Linked DNA regions of Homo sapiens: region 2 is linked to region 1. A link is a loop called in an ENCODE intact Hi-C map of the cell type or tissue named here. Cell type or tissue: Caco-2. All regions are shown on one strand.

Region 1 (8,000 bases):
AGGCCAGTGCTTACTCCGCCATGTTTGCAGCCCGAGGCCAGCTGGCTGCAGGTGCAGGACTATGCCTCAGGGGTCAGGGTGCACACACCCCTGCATGTCTCGGGGCTCCTGGGTAGCTTCTGGAAGGGCCCAGATGGGGCCTGACTGGAGCTGCCGAGGGGTGGAGCTTCTGGGAAAAGGATCCCTCCTAGGGGGGAGTGTCTTGAGCCTGGGGCCATGTGGCAGGGACAGAGACGGGTCCATGGCAGTGTCTCCTCTTCTCTGTGAAGGCAAAGGGCCTCTGAGGGAGTATTACAGCCGCCTCATCCACCAGTAGCATTTCCAGCACATCCAGGTCTGCACCCCCTGGCTGGAGGGCCGAGGACTACCCCCGCTTCTAGGTGAGAGGCCAGCGGGAGGCTCAGGGAGGAGGCAGGGCCTTAAGCAGGGGGAACAGGGGTGGGCAGGATGTACTTTTTCTGAAAAGGTGGCTCTGGAGGCCACTTGGGCACGGGACCTGGGCTCTGGCTGAACTCCCGGGAGGAGGCTACTTTCTGGTGTGCCAGCCCCTCCCAGCCAGGTGGCCCCAGAGGCCCTTTACCAAGGGGTTTGAGGAGGTCACATCCTTTCAGCCTGCCACGCCCTCCATTCAGTCCTCTTCCTTCCTGCAGGAGGGCTGGGCCTGGGGTTGGGGCCACTGTTGCCCAGGTGTAGGAAGGCAGTGGCTTTGGGAGGTACAGGGACGATGTGTCAAACAGCGTCGCCTCTCCCAGTGAGATGGTTCTGCTTTGCCTCCGTCTCTTTCCCCGTTGTTTTCTCCAAGTGGGGAGTTGTGTCTTGGTCCTGATGCGTCTCTAGAGCCGCATCTTCCAGCTTCTAGTGAGCAGAGCAGTTGGAGGCTGAGGCCTTTTCCTGGCAGGACTCTCCAGCTAGTCTTTGTTTTAGACAGTCTCGCTCTGTTGCCTAGGCTGGAGTGCACGATCTCAGCTCATGCAACCTCCGCCTCCTGGGTTCAAGCGATTCTCCCACCTCAGCCTCCCGAGTAGATTATGGGATTACAGGAGCCCTCCACAACACCTGGCTTATTTTTGTATTTTTAGTAGAAACAGGGATTCACCATGTTGGCCAGACTGGTCTTGAACTCCTGACCTCAAGTGATCCTCCTGTCTTGGCCTCCCTAAGTGCTGGGATTCCAGGCGTGACCCATCACGCCTGGTCCCAGCTAGTCTTTAGAAATGTTAAGCCGTTTCGCTTTATTTTCACACTGACAGCTGGTTTGTAGTGGGTGTGCTGTGGTTTATTATTATTATTATTATTATTATTATTATTATTATTATTTTGAGAAGGAGTTTCGCTCTTGTAGCCCAGGCTGCAGTGTAATGGCACGATCTTGGCTCACTGCAACCTCTGCCTTCCCAGGTTCAAGCAATTCTCCTGCCTCAGCCTCCTGAGTAGCTGGGATTACAGGCACCTGCCACGACACTTCGCTAATTTTGTGTTTCTTTTAGTAGAGATGGGGTTTCACCACGTTGGCCAGGCTGGTCTTGAACTCCTGACCTCAGGTGATCCGCCCACCTTGGCCTCCCAAAATGCTGGGATTACATGCGGGAGGTGAACCTGGGAGGTGGAGGTTGCAGTGAGCTGAGATTGTGCCACTGCACTCCAGCCTGGGTGACAGAGTGAGACTCTGTCTCAAAACAAAACAACAACAACAAAAAAACCAAATTGTGATTACGTAGAAAAAGTGTCAACTTACATTTTCAGATGTCCCAGCCAGACCATGTGGCTGCTTGGCCAGCTTAAGCCACTTGTGCTTGGGGCTGCGGGGGGCCTTATCTGATTTTCACTCCCCTCGGGGGATGCTGCCTCACTGTGCTGGGAGGATTTGTGTTCCCAGGGCAGAGACCAGCTCTCTGACCGCACCCCTCTTGCCTAGCAGGGTCGGTGGACCTGGGTGTCTGTCTAGACACGTCCTCCAGTGGCCTGGACCTGCCCATGAAGGTGGTGGACATGTTCAGGAGCTGTTTGCCTGTGTGTGCGTTGTGAACTTCAAGTGGTAGGAGCAGAACCCGAATCTTTCTGGGGATAGCTTCACAGATCCACCGCTGAGGGGGAAACAGTGCAGAGCCAGCTGCCCACAGTGAGGCCCTGCCCCTTGGTCAGTCCAGCACACACTGGAGGCCATGAGGAGGAGCCCTGTGGTTACTGTGGCTGGGCTGAGCCTCACTGAAGTAGTTGCTTCCATTTAGAACTCATGTTATATTTAGGTTGGTACAAAAGTAATCACGGTTTTTGCCATTAAAAATGGCAATAACTTTTGCACCAACCTAATATGAAAAAAGAAAGCACCTTAAATACTAGAACTCCACTCGGGGCTTTTGCTCCTAGAGTAGAATTGGCGGGAATTGCCTGCAGGCTTACATGGTTTTCTTTGTTTTTCTCTCCCACCATGTCCCTTTTGGCCAAGCTCACATGGTGGGTTTGAATGAGTTAAATGAGTGTCATGCTGTGGCCTCACTGCACCCAGCATAGATGGGTGTTTGGAAGGGTGGCGTTAGAGGAGATTCTAGAAGCAGTAGCCCCAGCACAAGTTGAGCCCTTGGCCCCTGCTCAGGAGCCGGCTCCTGGATGGGATTCAGGGATTCAAGCCCCTCGTGTGAGCTGAGCTCAGGGAACGTCTTGATCAAATCTGGTGCCCTAGAAAAGTCATCTTTTATGTGCTGAACCAGTCTCCAGGGGGTTGCCTTACTTGTTCCACAGCCATGGAATTAAGAAAAACATACAAAAATAATTCTTCAGTCCTTGAAGAGCATCCAGCACAGAAGGTACAAACCCTCCTTAAGGCTCCCTCCTCAAATCGGTTTGGCCATTTTGATGTGCACTCCCCCAGGCCTTTATACCCTTCAGATGCCAAATCTAAGAACCAGCTCCCAGAAACCACACCCCCTGTTCCAATCCCCAGCCTGGCTTGAGCGTGGGGTGCGAGGGGAGCCCAGGTGGGCACCCCAGGGGTCTGGTGTCTTCTCCAGGCAGCTCTCAGGCTCCCTTGGTTCTCTCTGCAGTTTACATGAGCTGGTGAAACATCAAGAAAACGGCTTGGTCTTTGAGGACTCAGAGGAACTGGCAGCTCAGCTGCAGGTAGCCACATCTGCCACTAAGCCAGGGTGGGCAGGGTTCTGGAGACTGGCACCGAGCCACGCTCCCTGATCCCTGCTTCCCACAGTCGGGGTGGGACCATGTGGGGTCTGGCGGAAAAGCTAGGGAGGGAGCAGAGGTCACAGAGGCTGGCCTACTCTGCTGTCCCGTTTCGGTACAGTAGGCTCGGGAAAGTTAGGACACAACCCCACCTGCCCGCCTGCCCGCTGGATTTATGGAACAGACACTCCACAAATGACGCTGGAGCCGGGTGGGCCGGGCTGCAGTTTAGGAAGTGAGCAGGATCAGGTAGGTGAGTGGGCAAAGGGAGCTTCTGGGACCAGCCTTGAAAGATGGGTGGAATTCTGCAAATGTTACTTGTTTCTTATTGCAAAAAGTAATACATCGTTCTTGCCAACAGAATGACTGGCAGGATTTTCAGTAAAGGTCCAAGTCGGAAGTCATTTAGACTGGGTCCCCTAGTCTCTGTCAGAACCATGGTACTCTGTTGGGGTGTGAAAGTAGCCACAGATCATCTGTAGATTAAGGGGTGTGGCTTTGTTCCAATAAATCTTTATTTACAAACACAGGCTGTGGGCTGGATTTGGCCTGCAGGCTGTAGTTTGTGATCCTTGATTCAGACAGTTTAGCAAGGCTGAAAAGAACACCGACACCCCCTTGTTACCCACAGATGGGTGGGACTTGGCCAGAGGCCAAGAGGAGGGTGCTCGCAGGGGAGCATACAGCATGAAGAGGCCGGGAGGTGCCCCAGGACACCAAGTGTGGGAAAGTGGGACATGCGGGGAAGTTCCCAGAAAGCGTGATGTCAAGTTGGAGGCGGAGCGCTGCTGGGGCGTGAAGAGTCTCGAGTCCAAGTGAGGGAGTTAAGAACTTGGTAGGGGTTGTTGTTGGGTCGGGCACCTGGGGTCAGCCAGGTGGTGACCTGGGATGCGGTGGGGACAGGCAATGAGGTAAGCTCTGCTCTTTAGTATTATGCAGATGCTTTTCTCAAACTTTCCTGATCCTGCAGGCAAGCTAAACCTGTTCCGGAAGAACCTGCGGGAGTCGCAGCAGCTCCGATGGGATGAGAGCTGGGTGCAGACTGTGCTCCCTTTGGTTATGGACACATAACTCCTGGGCCAGAGGCTAAAACCCCAGGGCCCCTGCTGTCCTTCCCGCAGCTTCTTCTTGGAGTCTCAGGGCAAACCCTTTCAAGCAGCGCCTCCCAGTGGCCAGAAGCTGAAATGACGGCAGTGGTGCCGCCTGGTGAGTGAATTGCTTCTGTGACCCGGGAAGCTGTGGTTGGCTCTGATTTCTTTTTTGGAGGCTTGGAAACACTTCCTCTCTTCTTCTGTTCTTCACGCCCCATGCCCCTGCTAGCGTACTACTGTTCTGTGACTTCCCTGTGACCTCTGCAGTACTCCTCATCCTGCGTTTGGTCTCCAGGTGTCGCCTTTCTGCCGTGTTCCTAATATTTTGATTCCTGTCTTGAAAAAAGCACCTGCTGCACAGTAAGCCCAGGGATGTGGCAGCTGCAGCGGGCTTGGCTTTGTGAGGAACCGGGTGTGTCCACGTTGGGGGAACATCATACTTGATACACACGTTTTTATTTGCACAAAGAAAATGCTATTTTTAGAGCCAGAATTTTCATGTCTGATTTATGGTGATTTTCTTAAGAACCAGAACTGCTGGCAGAAAGGGGGCACCCACACGCTTAGATAGCCGATGTCTTATTAGAGGGCAGTTTGTGGTTCCTGATTTGGAAATTAATATTCTCCAAACATTCCAGTCCAATGAAAGTTTTATCCGCTTTCCCATGTAAAAATTCTTCCCATGAGAGTGACTTGATCCTCACAATCCCGTTGAAGTCGCGTGTGAGTCCTACAGTATTAGGTTCAGCATTGCCATCTCCAAGTGCTCTTTGTAGGGAAACAGTTTCTGGTCATGACAAGCTTCCACTTCCCATCTGATCCTGGCCTGGCCTGGAAACAGAGCACATGTGTTTGAGGATGGCGGTGTTTGGGGACAGGACATGAGCGTATTGTGTGGGGCTGCTAGGACAGGCGTGGTGTGGTGGGGGAGTGTCCAAGTCAGTCTACTTGTTTCACAGTTTCCCAGTCCCACCCAGGTACCTAGAATTGGCCTCCAGGATGGGACCAGAAATCTGGTTTTGCATAGAAATGGTTAGCAGCAGGCACCGTGCCGCTGTCCACTCTCTGCTGGCGTCTGCCCCAGCACTTGGCACAGCGGGACAGAAGCAGAGCTCTGAACCCACATCTACCTGGCTGCCCAGTCAACCCACTCTTCACAAAGCTTAGAAAGCGGCCGGGCACAGTGGCTCACGCCTGTAATCCCAACACTTTGGGAGGCCAAGGTGGGGGGATCACTTGAGGTCAGGAGTTCGAGAGCAGCCTGGCCAACATGGTGAAACCCCATCTCTACAAAAATACAAAAATTAGCCAGGCATGATGGCGGGTGCCTGTAATCCCAGCTACCTGGGAGGCTGAGGCAGGAGAATTGCTTGAACCCAGGAGGCAGAGGTTGCAGTGAGCTGAGATTGTGCCACTGCACTCCAGCCTGAGTGACAGAGTGAGACTCCATTTCAAAAAAAAAACACCAAAAAAAACAAAACAAAACAAACAAACAAAAACACACACACACAGCTTAGAAGGGGCTGGTGTTCTCATAAGCACAGATGTCTGAAGAGCCGTTAGCCAGAATGATTCTTTTTTTTTTTTTTTTTTTGAGATACGATCTTGTTCTTTCACCCAGGCTGGAGTGCAGTGGCACAGTCATTGCTCACCACAGCCTTGACTCCTGGGCTCTAGCAATCCTCCCATTTCCTGACTAGCTGGGATGACAGGTGCGTGCCACCATGCCAGTAATTTTTTTATTTTGTAGAGATGGGGTCCTGAACCCATGGCCTCAAATGATGCTCCTGCCTCAGCCTCTTTTATTATTTTTTTTTTGGACGGAGTTTAACTCTGTTCCCCTAGCTGGAGTGCAGTGGCGCAATCTCAGCTCACTGCGATGCCTCCCAGGTTCAAGTGATCCTCCTGCATCAGCATCCCGAGTAGCTGGGATTATAGGCGTGCAGCACCACGCCTGGCTAATTTTTGTGTTTTTAGTAGAGATGGGGTTTCACCGTGTTGGCCAGGCTGGTCTTGATCTCTTGACCTCAAGTGATCCGCTCACCTCAGCCTCCCAAATCCTCAGCCTCTTACAGTGTTGGGATTACAGGTGTGAGACACTGTGACCCGGGATGATTTTCAATCACAGTTTTTTGTTACAAGTGGAAAATGCATATCTATAAAAATGAAGTAGTGCAGACATGAATGTGTAGAAGTCTCTATAATCCTGCCATCCAAGGATGGCACCTGTTAACGAGTGTATTAGGGATGTCCAATCTTTTGGCCTCCCTGTGCCACATTGGAAGAAGAATCACCTTGGGCCACACATAAAATACACTAACGCTAGCAATAGCTGATGAGCTAAAAGAAAAAAATTCACAAAAAAACCTCGTACTGTTTTAAGAAAGTTTACAGATTTGTGTTGGGCCGCAGGTTGGACAAGCCTGCTATATATATATTCTAGGTTTTCTCCTATAGGTATACTTATGTGAAAATGATGATTGTGATAATTTTTTTTTTGAGATGAAGTCTTGCTACGTTGCTCAAGGTTGCCACAAACTCCTGGGCTTAAGCCATCCTCCCGTCTCAGCCTCCTGAGTAGTTGGGAATATAGGTAGTCATAACCATGTCTGGGTGATTATTATTAGTTTTTAAACAAAAATGGGGCTGGGCACAGTGGCACACGCCTGTCATCCTAACACTTTGGGAAGCTGAGGCAGCAGATCACTTGAGGTCAGGAGTTCAAGATCAGCCTGGCCAACATGGCAAAACCTTGACTCTACAAAAAATAAAAAAATTAGCCAGGTGTGGTAGCACCTGCCTGTAGTCCCATCTACTCAGGAGGCTGAGATGGGAGGATAGCTTGAACCTGGGAGGTGAGAGGTTGCAGTGGGCCGAGATGGCACCACTGCACTCCAGCCTGGGCAATACAAAGCCAGACTCTGTCTCAAAAAAAAAAAAAAAAAAAAAATGGTGGGTGGGTTCTTATACTATGTGTGCTGCTTGGCACTGTTTTTTTCACTTAAAAGATATTGCAGGTATTTTTTCACGTAAGTATCTGAAGAAAGACTTCCTTTTTTTTTTTTTTTTTTTTTGCCTTTTTGAGACAGGATCTTGCTCTGTTGCCCAGGCTGGAGTGTAGTGGTGAGATCAGGGCTCATTGTAGCCTCCACCTCCTGGGATCAAGCCATCCTCCACCTCAGCCTCCCGAGTAGCTGGGACTACAGGTGTGTGAAACCACGCCTGGCTAGTTTCTGTATGTTTTGTGAATACGGGATCCCACTATGTGGCCCAGGTTCGTCTTGAACACCTGGGGTCAAGTAGTCCTCCTGCCTTAGCCTCCTAAAGTGCTGGGATGACAGGCCTGGGCCCCGCACCCGGCCAGCCTCCTGTGCGAGGTTGTGCAGGACTCTGTCGTGGAACCCAGTACGCCTTCGTGTGCCGGCTTGTTTGTTTACTCTGTAGTTAACGGGCTGCCCCACGTGGACAGTCACTGGGTCGTCCGTGTCTCTGTGTGCAGGCAGAGGCTGCTGTGCGTGCATCTGTGCACATGGCTGCCAGGAGGGGCTGTGCTCAGGGGGAGCTGGGGCAAAGGCTGGTGGCAATGGGGGGCTTGGATGTAGTGTGGAGACCTGCGAGCCAGGTGGCCGGGCTGCAGTGTGCGGGAGCTCGGGGGTCACTTGGCCTCCGTGTGTCCTAGTGTATTTGTCACTGAGATGGGACAAGGACAGCACACCCTCACAGGTGCTGGGGGCT
Region 2 (8,000 bases), 160 kb before region 1:
GCCCACCCCCCTGACCTCCCACAGCTTCTGTGCAGAGCCATGAGGACCCTGGAGACCCCAGGAACAAATGTCAAACACGCTCATTAAAGGGCTGGACTCTGCAGGGTGTTGGTTCTGGGCAGACCAGACCTAGTCTTAACCCCAAAAGCTCCAGCTGGCCTGGCACAGGCCCTCCAGATGAGTGGCCACTTGACCTTGGGGGCACGGGGAGGACGGCCCTGGCTGGAGGGGAGGGGCTCCCTGGACAACTGTGCATAGCCTGGGTGCTCAGGCCCTGTCCTAGGATGGGAAGAAATTCCTCCAGGCAGCCTGCTTCTGTCTCACCTCACTCCCAGGCCCTGCACAGAGGCCTGCACACAGCGGGCACTTAATAAATGTTGGAAGAATTTATGTGAATGTGTCAAAGGTACAGTTCTGCCCTCAAGGTGGCTCTGATCCGGTTGGGGAAGCAGGACAGCATCTTCAGAGCAGACGTAGCGGGGAGGGAGGCTCCGCACCTCCGTCTTCTCTTCCGTCAGATGCGGCTGATGATCCCAGGCTCCCAGGTCTGGGTCCTCTGGGAGATCCGTGCTTGTAACGGACACGCTTCTCGCCTCTTCCTTGGCTCTGTCCAAGGAGCAGGGGTGCCTCCAGCACCACAGGATGCCCCTGGTTCACTCAAAGCATCCCTCAGATTGCCACAGATACACAATGGCCACAGGACTCAGGGGACAACACAGTCACCCAGGAGCACTGGGCAGCCTGGCCAGCCTCCGCAATGCTGCATGCACCCTTCCTCTCCTGACCTGAGTCCCCCGACTGCTGGTCCCTTGACCACCCTTCCAGCCAGAGAGCTCCACCAGGACCCGGGGGTGTTTGCCCCGTCCACCTCCTCTGGCACCTACCGGGCAGGAGCTGGCTGCTGAGGCAAGGGCCCTTGGTCGCCTGGCCAGTCCTTGGTCACCCAGCTCTTGGGGTGGGATGAGGGCCCCTTCAACTCCATGAAGGTCTGTTCCCCAGGCTGACCCAGCCTCAGGTGATTCTCAGAGAACACCACCATGGCATCCAGGTGTTGACGCCCTGGCTTAGCCACTCAAGAGCAGGAAGAGGCTTCAGACACAGCGCTGAGAGTATGACCTGAGGTCAGGGAACGCGTGTGGCTGGATTGCTGCAGTGCAAGGCCAGGCGTTGTTACCCAGTGTCCTGCGTGCTCCCCACCACTGAGGGGCATCTCAAGGAACGACGTCCCTGCCCCTCAGCAGGGAGGCACCTGCTCCTGCCCACTCTTATTATCCCGGGCCAGGGAGGGCTCGGCCAGGCTGAGTGGCTTGGCTTGCCCGAGTCCCCAGGCTGCTCAGCGACCAAGCCAGACATCAGAATTAGAGCAGGCAGCCCGAGCCCCTCTCTGCGGTGCCTCCAGAGATGTGGGTTTCCCAAGCCCAAGAGTGGCTGAAGCGGCTTCCCAGGGAGTGTTCACCGCCTGAAAGGGTGGGTACTTTTGTGGTTTGTTCCCACCCTAAGTGGGAGCCCTGTGGGGTTGGGCCAGGTACACAGCATCTGCCATGGGCTTGTGACATGGCCATACTCAGAGGCCAAAGGCCCACTGGCTGCAGGAGCAGGGACGGAGGGCTGGCTTTGTGCAAAATGAAAGCTTGGAGCGCCGGCTGAGGGAGGCCAGTCTCCCCTGCCTATGGGCCTATTGCCCTGAGGTCCCCAGGGATGGAAACTCAATTCCCAAATGTGCTGGATGTCTGGATGGGGAGTGGGCTGAATGCCAACCCGTGCCAGGGGTGACCTCCACCCTGCCCTGCCCTGATGCCATGGGATGCCTGCTTGGTCTCACTGGGCCCCTCCAGGGGTGGTAGGTGACTGTTTGTAGGATGAGATCGGGGAGAGGAGACCAGGAAAAGTGTCCAGGGTAGGGAGTGGGCATGACAGCTGTCCTGGGGTTAGCCAGAGGGGAGATCACATGTGAGCCAAGGGTCTGGTCCCTTCATACATCCCTCAAAAAGCACAAGTTCAAAGCCAAGGTTGTTAAGAATTTCAAGAGGCAACTGGAGAGCACGAAACCCCAAGTGGGTGCCCTCTGAGCATGGCACCCTTCTAAGCACAGCGCTCCACGGGATCTCACTGACACACGGCTGACCACGAGACCGGCCCTCCTCCAAGCATTAACCGGGCTTCTCTCTAAAGGCAGAAGAAACTCCAGATTGGAAGATAATTCCCATGGGACTGTGTCCCCAACAACCCTCCCGGATCTGTGAGGTGTCAGCAGAGGCTCCTGCTTCTGCTATCTTTGGCTTTGCTCTCCGAGAGGAAGTTCGTTCATTCATTCATTCATTCATTCATTCATTCATTCATCCCTCCATCCATCCATTGGTTCATCCATCATCCATTTCATTTATTCAAGAAGCGTTTATTCAACATCAGCTGCGCGTGAGAACACTGAGAAAAACACAGAACCTCCATGATTTCCTGCAACGGTTTAAGCCCTTCTATAATTCTGTCATATAGCAAAAACCAATGCACATTTATAATCATTCCTCTAAAAAGCATATATCAAGTGCCCACAGCACACCGGCCACGAGGTTAGCAAGACAGAGACACCCCTGTCCTCATGACCTGTGCAGTCTTGTGATGGGGCAGGCAATAGACGATCACATAAGCAAGTACAAAATTGTAAACTGTAGCAGTTTTATACAAGGACCTGCCCTGTCTGGGTGGGGTGGGGTGGCGAAGGTGGGTTGGGGTGGGCAGCCACCTCCTGGCAGGTTATAGGGTCAGCTGCAGCAGCAGCAGCTGGGAGCGGGTGCTCTGGGGTTAGCCCCCACATGAGTCCGCTGGGGATGCCTTAGCGGAATACCCCAGCCTGTGCGGCTTCAACAACAGAAGCTTACCATCTCATAGCTCCGGAGGCTGGAAGTCCAAGATCAAGGTGTTGGCAGGGGCGGTTTCTCCTGAGGCTCCCTCCCGGCTTGCAGACACCATCTTCGCTCCGTCTTCACCTGGTCTTCCTTCTGTGTGTGTCTGTGTCCTCATCTCCCCTTCTTACCAGACACCAGTCAGACTGGATTAGGGCCCACCCATATGACCTCAGTTTACCTTAATTACCCCTTTAAAGAAGCTGTCTCCAAACACAGTCCCATTCTGAGGTCCTGAGGGTCAGGGCTTCTACATAGGAATTTGGGGAGGACACACCCTGGCCCATGACACCTCCTGAGTCCATTTCCCTCCCCACATGGGCCTGTGTGACGGGGGCACGTTCCCTCCTTCTTCTGCCTTGATTTCTCCAGCTGTAGCCCAAGGCCTGTAACAGCACCTGCTGTGTGGGGGGCAATTTTGAGAAGCCCATGGAAAGTCCTGGCAGGGTGCCTGGTGCTAGCCAGGTCAGGGAAGGCCCATTCCCCCCATGGCTGTGCTGGGGCCTCACTCTGACCCTACAGGGAGGGTTTTTGTTTTGTTTTGTTTTGGTTTGGTTTTTTTGAGATGGAGCCTCACTCTGTCGCCCAGGCTGGAGTGTAGTGGCACAATCTCAGCTCACTGCAACCTCTGCCTCTCAGGTTCAAGCCATTCTCCTGCTTCATCCTCCTGAGTAGCTGGGACTACAGGCACCTGCCACCACGTCTGGCTAATTTTTGTATTTTTAGCAGAGACGGGGTTTCACCATGTTGGCCAGGCTGGTCTCAAACTCCCGATATCAGGTGATCCACCCGCCTTGGCCTCCTAAAGTGCTGGGATTATAGGCGTGAGCCACCGTGCCCGGCCTACAGGGAGGGTTTTGATGCCCCTGCAGTTGAGAAATGTGAGCCTTGGGGCTGTCAAGCAATAACCAGGTACCCCAGCAGGGGAGGGGCAGGGCTGGGCAGTCCACACTCATGTCCCTGGGCTGGTGAGGATACAGGTGCAGCATCTAAGATTGTTTGTGGCTCTGGGCGTGGAGAGGGGTCCTTGATGTCCATCCACTGGTGGTGCAGGAACATGAGGCCTGTCCCGTGGGCAAGTCTGTGGGCTGCAAGGCTGTGATCCATGTCCTAGCTCCTCCCAAGGCCATGCCTCCTGTGGGCCTGCACTGAGGGAGCCTTGGGAGGAGGTGGCCGTTATGTGGCCGTCACATGGCTGTGCAGCAGCCAGGCCAGCTCGGGCGCTGGCTCCCCGGAGGGCAGGTCCAGGCCATGTTGACTCTGGAGGCAGCCACATGGCTTTTGCTGGTTCCCTGCTGAGCTGGGCTTTGCAGCCTGTCACCTGTGCAACCCTTGGCCAGTATTTGTTTTGTTTTTAATGTTCATGATAGCTTTATTCATAATAGCAAAAAACTGGAAACAACCCTAAACAACTGGTAAATGGATAAACAAACTGCAGGTGCCTCCAGACAATGGAATACTACTCAGCAGTGAAGAGGGCAAGCTGCAACTTCTTGCAAAGGCCTGGGTGAGCCGCAAAGCCAGAGAAGCCCGCCTCAAAGTCAACGTGCTCCCTGGCTCCATTTACGTGACATTTTGTTGAATAGACTATTTTTTAAGCAGTTTTAGATCCATAGAAAAATTGAGCAGCAAGCACAGAGTCCCCTCTGTCCTCTTGGCATTATTTAACTTCTCCATCTGTAGATGTGGATATTGATGTGGACTTCACAGGGGCAGTGGGTGGCAGGAGATTCCTGGAGGTGGGTGTGGGCGTGCTTTGTAAACTGTAAAGTGCAGCACCCCAGTTAAAATTTATTCTCAGGCTCAGTAAGCCATGGGGTGGCTGCATAGCCACCGGGGCCTGCAGAGGGTGGGAGAGACTGGCTCCCAAGCCCAGCCCAGAGGTTCTGGAAAGGTAAGCCTGGTCACATTGCTCAGAGGTGAGGAGGAGGGACCCTCCAGCCCAACCTGGCCTCCTGCAAGGTTTGTCATTTGCGGGGATGACGGAAAACTACCAGCCTGTCTGCACAGCTCCAGCCAGAGCTCTTATCTCCCATCGGCTCGCCAGAGGCCTCGGCCCAGCCCCCAGCCGGCAGGAGGATGGGGCACCTCTGCTCCTGGAGAAGGAGAGGCCCTGTGGCTCCACCTGCCCTAAGGGCTGGCCCTGGACTCCTGCCAGGTCCCCACCCAGCCTGTGACATGCAATGCCAGGAGTCTAGAATGGCCTATCCCTGAGGGGGGTTCAGATCCTGGCTCTGTCCTGTCCCCCCTGTGTGACCTCAGCACATTCCTGCACCTCTCTTAACAAACCCTGCCAACAGCTGAGTTGCTTAGCACCTGCTATGTCGTGCAGCTTGGAGACCCTGCGCACCCTTTACCAGGACCCTGTCTCCCAAAGCTCGGTGAGGCGCCTGGTCATCCCCCAGGATGTGGGAGGCCGAGGCTGGGAGCAGAGGGCGGCCCGCACCTGCCACAGGGCTGATCTAGGCTGGGGCTGGGATTGGAATTCCATCCCCAGGTGCCCCCGACATGAGGTGAGCCGGGGACCAGCGTTCATGACGCAGTGGGAGCCCCTCCCAACAGGGCTGTGACTTCGCCGGGGATGGACCTTGCAGGGAGGCAGGCAGCTGCCCCACAAATCTGCCTCCCAGAGCCCTGAGCCGCCCACGGCTCTGGGTTGGGGTCTCAGCTGACATACAGTTACTGGAGTTTCTGTGGCTTCTCTGGACGTGGCCTGAGCCGGGCCAAGGGAGAGAACAGAAATGGAGGGACACATGTCTATGCCCTCAGCAGGCAGCACCACAGGACCCACACGAAACTCCTCCCCCTCATGAAACTCCTCCCCCATATGAAACTCCTCCCCCCACGAAACACCTCCGCCCGCAAGAAACTCCTCCCCTCACATGAAACTCCTCCCCTCACACGAAACTCCCTCCTCACATGAAACTCCTCCCCACACACGAAACTCCTCCTCCCACATGAAACTCTTCCGCCACATGAAACTCCTCCCCTCACATGAAACTCCTCCCCACCACACGAAACTCCTCCTCCCACACAAAACTCCTCCCCACGTCTTCCTCCCACACGAAACTCCTCCCCACACCAAACTCCTCCTCCCGCACGAAACTCCTCCCCTCACACCAAACTCCTCCCCTCACACGAAACTCCTCCCCTCATATGAAACTCCTCCCCCCACATGAAACCCCTCCCCTCACATGACACTCCTCCGCCCACCAAACTCCTCCCCCCCATGAAACTCCTCCCCTCGGGCCCCACGTGAGCCTGTAGCCAGCCCTCTGGGGGAACTGAGGCTTCAGTGGAAGGAAGGCCCTGAAAGCTTCTTCCAGGCTGGGGAAGGAGCACTAAGGGGAGGAAGATCACACTCCTCCAGCCACCGTGTTGAGACGCTGGGGCTGGGAGTCCCCTCTGCGTCCAGGTGTGTGGATGTCAGTGGTCAGTCTCCTTTCATTGGTGCCCACCTGCTTTCCTGCTTCTCATGAATGCCCACAAAGTGTTGGGATGACCACCAGCGGCTGCAGTATGATACCCCAGCTTGGCAGCCCCACGAAGAGGGGGTCCCAGGGCAGGTCCCACACGCTCCCAAAATTGCAGTGAAGCCACTCGGCCCCAGGGGCCTCCGGTGGGGACAGAGATGATTCTGCACAGGGACGTCAGACACTGCCGCCAGGCGGTCGTTCAGGTGGGAGGCGGCCCTGCAGGGGAGGTAAGACTGCTTTGCCCACCTCCTCCCTGAAGCCCCACTGGCCCCTGAGCAGCTGCAGGCTGGTGTCTCTTGGGCCTGCACTGATAGTTGCCTCCAGGTGTCCTGCCCTGCACGGCACTCCCTTGCCACACCCTGGGCTTCACAGCCTCGAGGGCAGGGGTCTGTGCCCCTGGAGCATGGAGCTCTCGGCTGCTGAGCCCCAGCCTGCCTCTGCGCCACCTTCAAACCTGGCTTGTATGGAGAAAGTTCTCCCTCTGGCCTCTGGCCTGGCTCCCTGGTGGCAGTGGTGTCCTCGGCTCAGGACTGCCCTGAGGGCCCTCTTCCAGCCCCGCCCCTGCTTGAGCGAGTGAGTGAGCAAGCCTTCCCCAGGTGGGCCCCTCCCTAGCTCCCAACCCTGACTTTTCCCCTGAGCCCAGGCTCTGCTGTGCTCTGTGCTAGGGCTGGATCTGCTGAAGCCGGGGCCAGAGGCCTGTGCTGCCCCCAACCTGGGAACCTCCAGACCACACTGATGCGACCGCTGCCTCCCAGTTCCCAGGAACAGATACTGAGCTCTGAGCAATGGGCACAATTTCAGACCCAGCGTCCTGGCGGTGCCATAAAACTGCAGCAGCGAAGCTCACTGGAGTCATTTTCTCCTGTGCTGCTGACACGGAGAGGAAAAATCCCCAAATAAAGCTCTTCCCACAGCCACAGCCACGAAAACATTGTCCCCTGCAACTGTGCTCGCTACTCAAACATGATTTCTCCTCCTCAGGGGGAAAAACCTCCCAGCAATTCTCATTGCAAGATGGTAAACCTGTCGCCCTAATGAACAGCTTTCATTTAGAACCCAGCGAGAAGGGGCGCACCGGGAGACGGCAGCTTTGTTGACTGCGATGTTTCCAAATCACTTGCTCAACCTGCAGCGTTCCCATGGAGCTTGGAGCGCCCAGCATAGGGCTTTATTGTTGTTTTGAGGCAAGAAAGAAGTTTTCAGAAGCCATACTTTGTGCTGATTCATGTTTCACCCTTGTGCCTACAAAGTCTCCCTCAAATGGGTATCCTGGTCCTCTTGCATGCCTCTGATGATGGGATGCTCACTACTTCCCAGTGCAGCCCCCCTTCATTGCAGGGGCTCATCACCAAGACTGCAGGGGAGGAGACTCAGAGCTCCCGTCTGTCCTGCTGTCTCCACCTATGAGTGTTTACTGAGCACCTGCTACATGCCAGGCCCTGTGCCAGGGCTGGGAGGGAGGAAGGGGCTTGCGGAGGGGCTGCCCTTTCAGGGGATGGAGCTCAGGGCTGGCTTGGCTGTGACAAGACCATGATGCAGGTTTGACACTCCTAAAGGAGAAAGGAATTGGGTGGGAGGAGCCTCAGTCACAGGTGGCAGCTGAGACAAAGGCCACCCATGCAGG

What was found. Hi-C counts contacts between places; a loop is a spot of excess contacts. Peaks named below come from ENCODE experiments on the same cell type or tissue, not always from the same donor. Only the 100,000 strongest peaks of a DNase experiment are listed, where the experiment ranks them.
Region 2: it touches region 1 in a loop (3.0-fold over the local background); 5 of 110 quality-filtered maps call a loop at or near these places.

What each region holds. Positions count from the first base shown.
Region 1 is chr4:3,938,277-3,946,276 of GRCh38, forward strand. It overlaps the pseudogene ALG1L7P and the pseudogene FAM86EP. Among named protein-coding and RNA genes, the nearest start is that of ADRA2C, 180 kb to the left of the region's middle. RefSeq lists enhancers at 1-158, 7,361-7,861. In Caco-2, a CTCF peak has its summit at 4,403 (motif pointing left); DNase peaks (open chromatin) are centred at 1,885 and 4,385.
Region 2 is chr4:3,775,579-3,783,578 of GRCh38, forward strand. LOC124900651 (a long non-coding RNA gene) reads left to right here and starts at 5,239. Exons shown (of 2, transcript XR_007057997.1): 1 at 5,239-5,413; 2 at 7,042-7,585. RefSeq lists an enhancer at 5,284-5,916. In Caco-2, no CTCF peak of the experiment used is centred here; DNase peaks (open chromatin) are centred at 4,983, 5,373 and 6,923.